Linked DNA regions of Homo sapiens: region 2 is linked to region 1. Evidence: read pairs that join two places in POLR2A ChIA-PET (ENCODE). Cell type or tissue: HCT116. All regions are shown on one strand. Each heading gives the region's core, and the rest is flanking DNA. Links, peaks and the distances in the headings are about the cores only.

The links. ChIA-PET counts read pairs that join two places held together with the same protein. Peaks named below come from ENCODE experiments on the same cell type or tissue, not always from the same donor. Only the 100,000 strongest peaks of a DNase experiment are listed, where the experiment ranks them.
Region 2: POLR2A ChIA-PET joins it to region 1 with 5 read pairs; 3 of 35 experiments call an interaction of 5 or more read pairs at or near these places.

What each region holds. Positions count from the first base shown.
Region 1 is chr14:34,934,096-34,939,467 of GRCh38, reverse strand. All of the region lies in intron 2 of SRP54-AS1 (SRP54 antisense RNA 1), which reads left to right. Among named protein-coding and RNA genes, the nearest start is that of SRP54-AS1, 46 kb to the left of the region's middle. In HCT116, for the core only: no CTCF peak of the experiment used is centred there; no DNase peak of the experiment used is centred there.
Region 2 is chr14:35,381,994-35,387,365 of GRCh38, reverse strand. No RefSeq gene overlaps it. Among named protein-coding and RNA genes, the nearest start is that of NFKBIA, 20 kb to the left of the region's middle. RefSeq lists enhancers at 1,366-1,888, 1,668-2,333. In HCT116, for the core only: no CTCF peak of the experiment used is centred there; no DNase peak of the experiment used is centred there; H3K27ac peaks cover 911 bases.

The DNA of each region.
Region 1 (5,372 bases), core at 226-5,225:
AGGTCCAGGCCCTTGAACACCTTCTTCTGGACTATCCGGGAACCGGCAGGTTCAGTCACTACTTCTACATCATCCAGAAGCTGTTTGCTGGTTTCAAACAGCTCGGGGAGCTGTGGCAGCAGTAATTTGTCTTCAGCAGCCATCTTGGAGAGGGACAAACAAGAAATTATTTTTAAAGGAAAACTTTCAAAGTGAAAAGAGAAATATATCTTCTCCTGGGAGTACTAAAAGAAAACCTCACCTCAGATGAGTTATCTCACAATTTCCGAACAAAAATAATCACCTTTGGGCCAAGAAGAGGTGTGGAAAGTTTCAAACACAGTTTTTATAAAGGGGGTACAACTGAAAAGGGGTTTTAACACAACCACCTCTCTCGCAGGCTTATTAGATCCTGATCACCTAAGAGTTTCTTGTCAGCACTCCTGTCAAATGGATGAAATGCGCCCGGAAGGCTACCTCTGACAAAAGGGAAGGCACAGCAGAAATGTTACTGTGTAAGGGTGCCAGTGGGTACAGATGTGGTTATCATCTTCCACTAATCATCTAAGAACAAAGCATCTTTTGCTCCTTTGGGGGGCTAAATGGGATGGTTACTAAGTGGGAAGGATGTGCTTTCCTAATACAGCAGCATAATAATTGTTCTAAAAGATTTTAACCCTGGCTGGGCACAGTGGCTCACGCCTGTAATCCCAGCACTTTGGGAGGCTGAGGCGGGCGGATCATGAGGTCAAGAGATTGAGACCATCCTGGCCAACACGATGAAACCCCATCTCTACTAAAAATACAAAAAAATTAGCCGGGCGTGGTGGTGGGCGCCTGTAGTCCCAGCCACTCAGGAGGCTGAGGCAGGAGAATCGCTTGAACCCGGGAGGCGAAGGTTGCAGTGAGCCGAGATTGTGCTGCACTCCAGCCTGGGCAACAGAGTGAGACTCTGTCTCAAAGAAAAAAAAGGGCAGGGGGTGTCAGGCATGGTGGCTCACGTCTGTAATCCCAGCACTTTGGGAGGCCGAGGCAGGCGGATCAAGAGATCAAGACCATCCTGGCCAACATGGTGAAACCTCATCTCTACTAAAAATACAAAAATTAGCTGGGTGTGGTGGTGCGCACTTATAATCCCAGCTACTAGGGTAGCTGAGGCAGGAGAATCACTTGAACCTGGGAGGCAGAGGCTGCAGTGAGCTTAGATTGCACCACTGCACTCCAGCCTGGCGACAGAGCAAGACTTCATCTCAAAAAAAAAAAAAAAAAAGTATAAAAACCTCAACAATTATAATTTATCTGATCTTATTATGTAAAGGGGCTCTTGAGAACAGCAAGTTTATCTCAATATGGTATATTCAGAATAGTCAAATATAGTTTTTTGTTTGTTTTTGAGACACAGTCTCACTGTTGCCCAGGCTATAGTGTGGTGGTGCATTCCTCAGCCTCCTGAGTAGCTAGGGCTTCAGACACGTGCCCCCATGCCCAGCTGATTTTTCAATTTTATATAGAGATGAGGTCTCCCTGTGTTGCCAAGGCTGGTCTCAAATTTCTGGGCTCAAGGGATCCTCCTGCCTCAGCCCCCCAAAGTGCTGGGATTGCAGGCGTGAGCCACAAAACCCAGCCACCGCCCTGGTCTTTCAAAGCACTGGGATTACAGGTGAGCCTTAATTTAGAGATAGTATTTCCCTTCAGAGCAGATATCAGACTTGTTTACTTTCCTGTATAATAAAGTTAATGTCTCCCTCCAGAGCAAAGACCTTGCAGGTTTAAAAGTTGTCATTCAGAACTAAGGGGAGTTCCGTGGCGCCTCTGGCCTGGCCTCCCCTTTCTTGTCTGACTCGAGACACCAACTGAGTTCCTGTTTCTAGTAGCTAAGCTCCCACCGTCGGGGAGGAATCAGGGACTGTGCAGTCCCTGTGAATCCCATCCAGGTCAGTTCTAGATTCTAAACTGAATTTTTTTCATGATATTGTCAAAACAGTGAGGAAACGTTTTGTAAAGAAGCCCTAAAGAAAAAAAAAGTCATTGAGCCTTCCTAAACAATTTTCTCTTAATATATGTATTCTAAGACTTTTTAATGTATATACTATATTAGAAATCCAATTCTCTTGTAGATGTCTCTTTTTTTTAATAAAAACTTTTTTTTTTTCACATTTTCCTGCCTCTATCTAGTATGTGGAACTTAACTGAACTTAGAAGGGACTTCAGAACTATTTATTTATTTATTTATTGAGACAGAGTTTTGCTCTTGTTGCTCAGGCTGGAGTGCAATGGCTCAATCTCAGCTCACCGCAACCTCTGCCTCCCGGGTTCAAGCGATTCTCCTGAGTAGCTGGGATTACAGGCAAGCATCACCACGCCCGGTTAATTTTTTGTATTTTTAGTAGAGACAGGGTTTCTCCATGTTGGTCAGGCTGGTCTCGAACTCCTGACCTCAGGTGATCTGCCTGCCTCGGCCTCCCAAAGTGCTGGGATTACAGGCACAAGCCACCACACCCAGCCCTGTAGATTTCTCATTGAGGGCACAAACATTTATTTCCATCTCCTGTGTAACTATTCATAAACTTAAAGATGATTACTAAAGCAACTTTCACCTTCCTCAGGTTAAATAAGCAATGTGCCTTTAAACTTTCCACATAAATTCTGTTTTCTAATTTTTGTTGTTGTTGTTGTTGCTATTTTGTGTTTTCTAATTTTTAATCCTTTGGTTAATCATGCCTCTGGATTTTTTCCCATTTTCTTCATCTCTTGAATTTAGAGCCCAGGATCTGATACAATACCCTAGTAAAGGGTTAATTCCTATTGCATAGATTTTCGATACCTGCCACAGACTTGAGGGCAGGTTGAGGGCAGATACTGTTTTATACTTTTCTAGTATCAGTAACTTTCTAGCATATGTAGGTGCTCAGTAAATTCTTACTGATTGATTGGTGTATCCCAGAATTGTTTTTGAGTTGTAAATCACAGTACCACTTTGCTGATTCATGTTTAATGTTTGCTTCACTATAAAAATTGTTTGTAAAGTAAAAAACAGCAAGGAACTCTACAAGTGGTGAACAATGGCTATAAATCATAGAACCATCTTTGTTTTTGTGAAAAGTATTCTTACTTCAATTAGCAGTCTTTCTATTCCCGACCACCTATCCCAAAGGAATCATCATCAATAATGCCATCTCTGCATACAAAAGATATTCTTTAATTACGATGCTTAGCTGAGTTAGCATTTTTACTTTTTTTCCTTTTTCTATTCTTTTTTTTTTTTTTTTTTTTTTTTTTTTTTTTTTTTTTTTGAGACGGAGTCTCGCTCTGTCTCCCAGGCTGGAGTGCAGTGGCGCGATCTCTGCTCGCTGCAAGCTCCGCCTCCCGGGTTCACGCCATTCTCCTGCCTCAGCCTCCCGAGTAGCTGGGACTACCGGCACCCGCCACCACGCCCAGCTAATTTTTTTTTAATTTTTAGTAGAAACAGGGTTTCTCCGTGTTAGCCAGGATGGTCTCGATCTCTTGACCTCGTGATCCGCCCACCTCGGCCTCCCAAAGTGCTAGGATTACAGGCGTGAGCCACCGTGCCCGGCCTATTCTTTTTTTTTTTTTTTTTTTTTTTTTTTAGTAGCACTTGTTGTTGAAGCATTTTTACTTTTTGTATTTCCTTCTTTCTGAGTTACTGTGGTAGGCTGCATCTAAAATGACTCCTAAGCACCGTACCTTCTGGTTTTCACATCCTTGTGTAATTTCCTCCTCTTGTGCTTGGGCCGGACCTAATGACCTCTTTCAAAAGAATAGAATATGGCAAAGTGACAGAATGTCACATCTGAGATTAGGTTACAAAAGACTGTGACTTTCATCTTCCTCTCTCTCTTGCGCTCTCACTTGCTCATTCCAATGTAGGAAATTGCCATGTTGCAATTTCCAAAGGATAGGTCACAATCCAAAGGATAGGTCCATATGGCAGAAAAACGGAGGGTAGCCTCTAGTCAACAGCCAGTGAGGAACGGAGGCCCTGAGTGCAACACCCTGATAGGGACTAAGTCCTACCAACATCAACACCTAGTCAAGCCTTAAGATGACTGCAGCACCCGCTCAACACCTTTTATACAGCCTTATGAGAAACCCAGAGCCAAGAGACCCAACTAAGCTTTGCCTAGCTTCCTTACTCATAGACTCTGTAAGAAAATAATTGTTTATTGCTTTAAGGCACCAAGTTTGGGGGTAATTTTTCATACAGCAAGAGATAACTAATATAGATTCTGTTTGATAAATATTAACTTACACCTAACTCAGATTTCACTCAAAGAAATTAATATGCATGTGAGAAGATATATTCTTTACCCAGCCACGGGAGGTATTGCCTAGGAAAAACTTAGATAGTTGCCAACCGATTGTATCATAATCTCACTTCTGAGTTTAGAAATTAATATTAAAGGACTGTAGTTTCCAGTCAGACTTTTCCATTTAAAAACCATGAGCTTCTATTTTTACAAGTCATAGGTACTTAATTAGTTCTCCACTATTCTGTAAAATAATACACTCCTAGTTCTGTGATAACTCTGGTCAATTCTAGAAATAAGTATTCGTTAGTACAAATTACCAGAGCCTGTGGATTTGAATGTATCAATCTGTTTTATTAAGCAGGCCCCATTTTGTGAAACTCAGCTGGAAAACGACAGTCAACCTGACAATTCTCATAGATAGTTAATTTAAGAAATTCTTCTTCTTCTTCTTCTTTTTTTTTTTTTTTTTTTTTGATAGAGGGTCTTACTCTATTGCCCAGGCTGGAGTGCAGCGGCACAATCATGTCTCACTGCAGCCTCAGCCTCCGGAATAGCTGGGACTGCAGGTGCACACCACGATGCCCAGCTAATTTTTTTTTTTTTTTTTTTTTTTGAGACGGAGTGTCGCTCTGTCGCCCAGAGTGGAGTACAGTGGCTCCATCTCGGTTCACTGCAAGCTCCACCCGCTGGGCTCACGCCATTCTCCTGCCTCAGCCTCCCGAGTAGCTGGGAATACAGGCGCCTGCCACTACGCCCAGCTAATTTTTGTATATTTAGTAGAGACGGGGTTTCACCGTGTTAGCCAGGATGGTCTCGATCTCCTGACCTCGTGATCCACCTGCCTCGGCCTCCCAAAGTGCTGGGATTACAGATGTGAGCCACGGCGCCCGGCCGCCCAGCTAATTTTTAAATTTTTTTTGTAGAAACAGAGTTTCACGAAGTTGCCCAGGCTGGTCTCAAACTCCTGGGCTCGAGCAGTTTGCCCACCCCAGCCTCCCAAAGTGCTAGGATTACAGGTGTGAGCCACCACACTTGGCTAATTTTCTTTTTCTTTTTCTTTCTTTTTTTTTTTTTTTTTTGAGACAGTCTCACTCTGTCACCTGGCTGGAGTTTAGTGACACG
Region 2 (5,372 bases), core at 225-5,224, 450 kb before region 1:
TGCTTGCTTGGTATATGGGGAGATACCCCCACACATCTGGTCACTGAAGTATCTGTGTTGTTTAGTAAGAAAATAGGGGGAGCACTTTGGTTTGTTTTTTTCCTGTATCCTCAGAGCAATTTTATTTCATTTATACTTTTATCCATCTCCCTCTCCCCATTTCAAAGTAATACAGGAGTTAAGAAATTACTTAGGCAGATAGTGAGGGTAGGGAAGTCCTCGGCAAATTTTCCTTTTAATGAAAAGCAGCCCCAACTTATTTTCCTTTCTAACAAAGAGCAGCCTATAAAATCTAGCTGCAGGGACATAGATGCCAGCAATTGTGCCAATCATGTTCAAGATGGCGGCTCCATCTTCTTTTCTCTTTATCCGCCAGGCGTACAGTAAGGAGCAGACAACATGGCGCTGGTCAACGGGAGAGTTCATTTACATAATAAGATTAGGGCAGGGCGTCCAGCATTCCCGGTGCTATGTAAATCTCATACTTGATTGAACCAATCTGTGAGCCCTATGTAAATCAGACACCGTCTCCTCAAACCTGCCTTTAAAATGTGGCACATCTGCTGCCCGCTGGTCTTTTCCACTGGGAGACCTTTCTCTCTCGTAGAGTACTGTTTCTCTTTCTCTTCTCTTCTGCTTATTAAACCTCCACTCCTAAACTCCTCGTGTGTGTCCGTGCCCTAAATTTTCCTGGCACAAGACAAAGAACCCCAGGGTATGTCTTAGACAACACAGCTGCTTCAAAAGTAAGCAGCAGTCGTCATATCATGTAAAGTCATCCCTATTTTAGTACTTATCCCTAAAACAGGAGGACTATGCTTTAAAAATATAACCTTTACCCCTTTCCTCACTTTCCCTCCCCCCACCTTCTTTAAAAAACAAAAATAAAACTATAACTTAATACTACAATCACACTTTAAAAAACTAACAATAGGCCAGTCACCTTGGCTCCTGCCTGTAATCTCAGAACTTTGGGAGGCCAAGGTGGGAGGATTGCTTGAGCCCAGGAGTTTGAGACCAGCCTGGATAACATAGTGAGACCTCGTCTCTACGAAAACTAAACAAAATTAGCTGAGTGTCGTGGCACATGCCTTTAGTCCCAGAGGCTGAGGTGAGAGCATCCCTTGAGCCCAGGAGGTCAAGGCTGCAGTGAGCTGAGATCGCGCCACTGCACTCCAGCCTGGGCAACAGAGCCAGACCCTCAAAGCAAAACAAAGCAGGGAGATTTACTCTCTTTTTAATGTTTTCCTCTATTACTTTATCAGAAAAAAAAAATAAGGCTATTAACATTTAAAATTTGTTCTCAAAAACATTAGTCCACAGGTGAGCATGCCCCAAATACCCAGAGGAAAAAGGCCAGTCGGGCACACAGCCTAACCCAGTGGAGATGGGTAAGCCCCTGCAGCAAGGGGTGAGGATGGCCTCAGAGCCAGGACAGTGACGGGGTGGGTGAGGCCTGGGCCTCCTGGCCAGCTCCCCTCTGAGGAGCTTTGCCTGTCTGTCTTCTCTGCAGGAGCCTTCCTCCGTGTGTCTTGCCAATGGCAAGAGGCGAGGGAACTCAGCGGGGAGCCAAGCTGCTCATGGGTGACAGGCCCCGAACCAGAGACAGGCCCTCAGCCAATCTCCGCCTCCCTCCCTCCCTTCCTCCCTCCCTCTCTTTCTCTTTGTCTCTCTCTGACACGCACACACTCCCAGGGAGAGGACTCTGGTCTAATTATATCCTGGGAAGTGGGGCATGTTTCATGGCATGTTTAACTCCTGAGAGCCTTGTGCTAAAACCCTGCCTGGATGGGTCTAGACAGCTCAAGGCAATGACTTGAAAGGGGGCCATTCTTGTAAGCTGGAGAGACAGCCCAGGGGGTGCCCACCTCACACGAGAGCTTGGTCGGTTGCCTGCAATGGTCAGGAGGTGATGAGGCTGCAGGGTGAGGGAGGCCCTGCAGGCAGCAGCTCACACAGAGGCAGGGCCTGTGGCATCACAGAACCCCAGACTCCGCACACTGGCCAGGCCTTTGTCCACACAGCAGGCGCCAAGGAAGAGCTCTGTGCCTCTGTGGGGCTGGCATCAATGCCTGTCTCCTTTTTCCTGAGGTTCCACAGTGCAAGCCACCTGTGCCCACCTGGCTCATGGGATTGCAATGATGAAGGTGGAGAAGGCGGGGCCTTTGGATGGTCCCTCCATGACCTCTGCCAGGGCTGGGGCCTCACAAAGGGACGAAGTGAACAAAAGTCAGGAGGGCCTTTGCAGAGCATCCGTTCCGCTGTGAGGAACGGCCAGCGGCCACCTGACCCAGCCCAGGCCTTCTGTAGATGGCAGCAACTCCAGGGGGGTCAGTGACTGCCCCACTAAGGCAGTTGCTTGGAGCACTGACGCAGATCCAGAGAGCCAACCCCCAACCCTGAACTCTCACTAAGGTTAGGACAGGCTTTCCATTGGGAGAAGGCTGCAAGGTGACCCGCCTGGAGCCCCTCAAGAACACAGGGCTTCTCCAGTCACGGGGCAGGGGGCAGGGCCGGGCTACAGAAGGCTATGGACGCTGGACTTGACCACTGGGCGGCGGGAGCCACATGAACTTCTTGAGCAGGGGTGTCTGCAGGACCAAAGTCCAGCAGTGATACTTAAGAGAACTTAGGATGTAGAGAGCTGGGAGGAAGCCCAGGCTGGAAGCAGCTGCAGCTGCCCAGGAGTGAGAAAATGCAGATCTGGAGAGAGGTCAGGGGAATGAATCAGGTTCAAGATGCACTGTGAGGAGCAAACTGCAGAGACTCCAGCTGACTCCACGGACGTCAGTTGAGCGGCTGACTCAGGCCCATGCTTGTGTCTGGGAGCAGGAAACTGACTCTGGCTAGTTTAAGCAGCGGGGAATTTAATGGAAGTCCACAGTGGGGAGAGCTCACAGAATGGACAATAGACAGGGGGAAACCAGGCTTGGGAAAATCAGGAAGTGAGGGCTCTGGGGACGGAAGCCAGTCAGCCAGTCTCGGCCAGGACCCCGGGGCCACAGCCACTGCTGCCGCACCTGCTTTTATAAAGGACCTCTTACCACCAGTGTCCTCATCTCACTCACTCAGGAGCCAAAGCCCTAGGCAAGAACAACCAATTGGCCAGGGGACGCCACATTCCTGTCCCAGGTTGGGGCTGGCTGGGAAGGATATGACCCCTTTGGCCCTCCTTGAGGGAAGCGGGCATAAGGCGATCTCCTCCAAGGAGGTCAGGGTGCTCTTAGGATGGGGCACTGGATGCCCCCAAAATACAGCCAGCCTCCACCTGGCCTTGTCACCATTCCACTGGTTCCCCAACTTGCTGAGCCCTTTCCCCACCCTCTTCCTCTCCTGAAACTGCTCCCCAGGGCTTCTCCCCCATTTGTGCTGCATCCAATGCCGCTGCAGACGGCAGCTGGGTGTGTTGGCCTCCAAGCTTCCAGGGCTCTTGAGGAAGGTCCTGGCTCTGTAGGCCCCTCCCTCCCTCAGTTTACCCTTCATACTGTCCCACAACAAGCTTCCCATCTCCCTCAGCATGAAGCCTGATGTCCTTCCAGGGTGCCCAGGCCTTTCATGCATCTGCCACACCTGCTTGCCACAGTCTTTCCCACAGCAGACACAAACTTACTTTTGGGGTGCTTCTGCCTGAAAGTCCTCTGAACCCCATCCACCAGCCATCTTGTCCCACTGGGGCTGGCCAACCCCTCCTCAGCCTGCAGGTCCCCTATCTCCCTCCTCAGGTTTCTAAGTGCTCCTTCTCCTTGATCCCACCACGTTTGTACATATCTCAACCAATGCATTTATTCCCCCCAGAAATATCACATTTTGTGCCATTTGCTTGCAATCCTTTTTCCCTTTTAATGACCACTCCTGGTTCCATTCCTTTCCCCTCCCATTTTTGCAGGTAGCACTTTTCCTGAATTTGGTGTGTCGCTTTCCAATCCATTCCAGCTTCTTTTACACACCTATGCCTCCACAACCAGTTCCTGGTGCAGCCTTTGGCAGTGTTGGTTTTCGTCCCATTGACAAGAGTCATCGGGCTCCAGGCGCCATTACAGGCCTTCGCTTTTCCTGCTCAGCACCCTCCAGGCGATCCGCAGGCTATGCAGTGGCCAGTCTTCTGTCAGCCGTGTGGCATCTCTCCTCAAAGGACAGAACCTGTGTCTTTTCTGCTCTGTGTTCCCAATTAGGTGCTCGAGAAATATTTTTGAATGAATATTTGCATGACTCAAGACTCATTTTCAGTATTTCTATTGGAAATGTCACATCCATGCCCAATTACACGGCTTCCTTCCCACCTTCCGTCTCCCTCATGGCCTGCCTTTTTTTGAGTTCTAGGTTTTATATTTATTTTTGTTTTATTTTTTGAGTTAGGGTCTCACTCTGTCACCCAGGCTGGAGTGCAGTGGTGCAATCTCGGCTCGCTGCAGCCTCAACCTCCTGGGCTCAAGCCATCCTCCCACCTCAGTGTCTCGAGTAGCTGGGACTACAGGCATGCACCACCACATCTGGCTAATTTTTTTTTTTTTTTTTTGAGACGGAGTCTCACTCTGTCGCCAGGCTGGAGTGCAGTGGCGCAATCTCGGCTCACTGCAACCTCCGCCTCCCAGGTTCAAGCAATTCTCCTGCCTCAGCCTCTCGAGTAGCTGGGACTACAGGCATGCACCACCACACCCAGCCAATTTTTGTATTTTTAGTAGAGATGGGGTTTCACCATGTTGGCCAGGATGGTCTCGATCCCCTGACCTTGTGATCCGCCTGCCTCAACCTCCCAAAGTGCTGGGATTACAGGCGTGAGCCACTGCACCCGGCCATATCTGGCTAATTTTTAAAATTTTTTGTAGAGATGAATGTCTCACTATGTTGCCCAGGCTGGTCTTGAACTCCTGGACTCAAGCAATCCTCTCACCTTGGTCTCCCAAATTGCTGGGATTACAGACGTGAGCCACTGCACCCAGCTTGTGTTCTAGGTTATAAATCTACCCTCTCTTTCACCCTTCCCTGCAGCTCTCTCCTCCTCATCCAACATCTTCAGTCATGCTGATCTTTTGGAGAACATTTGAACATAAATTTGAAAAATATAAAATGAGGCCAGGCATGGTGGCTCACACCTGTAATCCCAGCACTTTGGGAAGCCGAGGCAGGTGGATTACCTGAGGTCAGGAGTTTGAGACCAGCCTGACCAACATGGAGAAACCCTGTCTCTACTAAAAATACAAAATTAGCCTGGCACAGTGGTGCATGCCTGTAATCCCAGCTACTTGGGAGGCTGAGGCAGGAGAATCACTTGAACCCGGGAGGTGGAGGTTGCCGCGAGCCGAGATCATGCCATTGCACTCCAGCCTGGGCAACAAGAGCGAAACTCCGCCTCGAAAAATATATATATATAT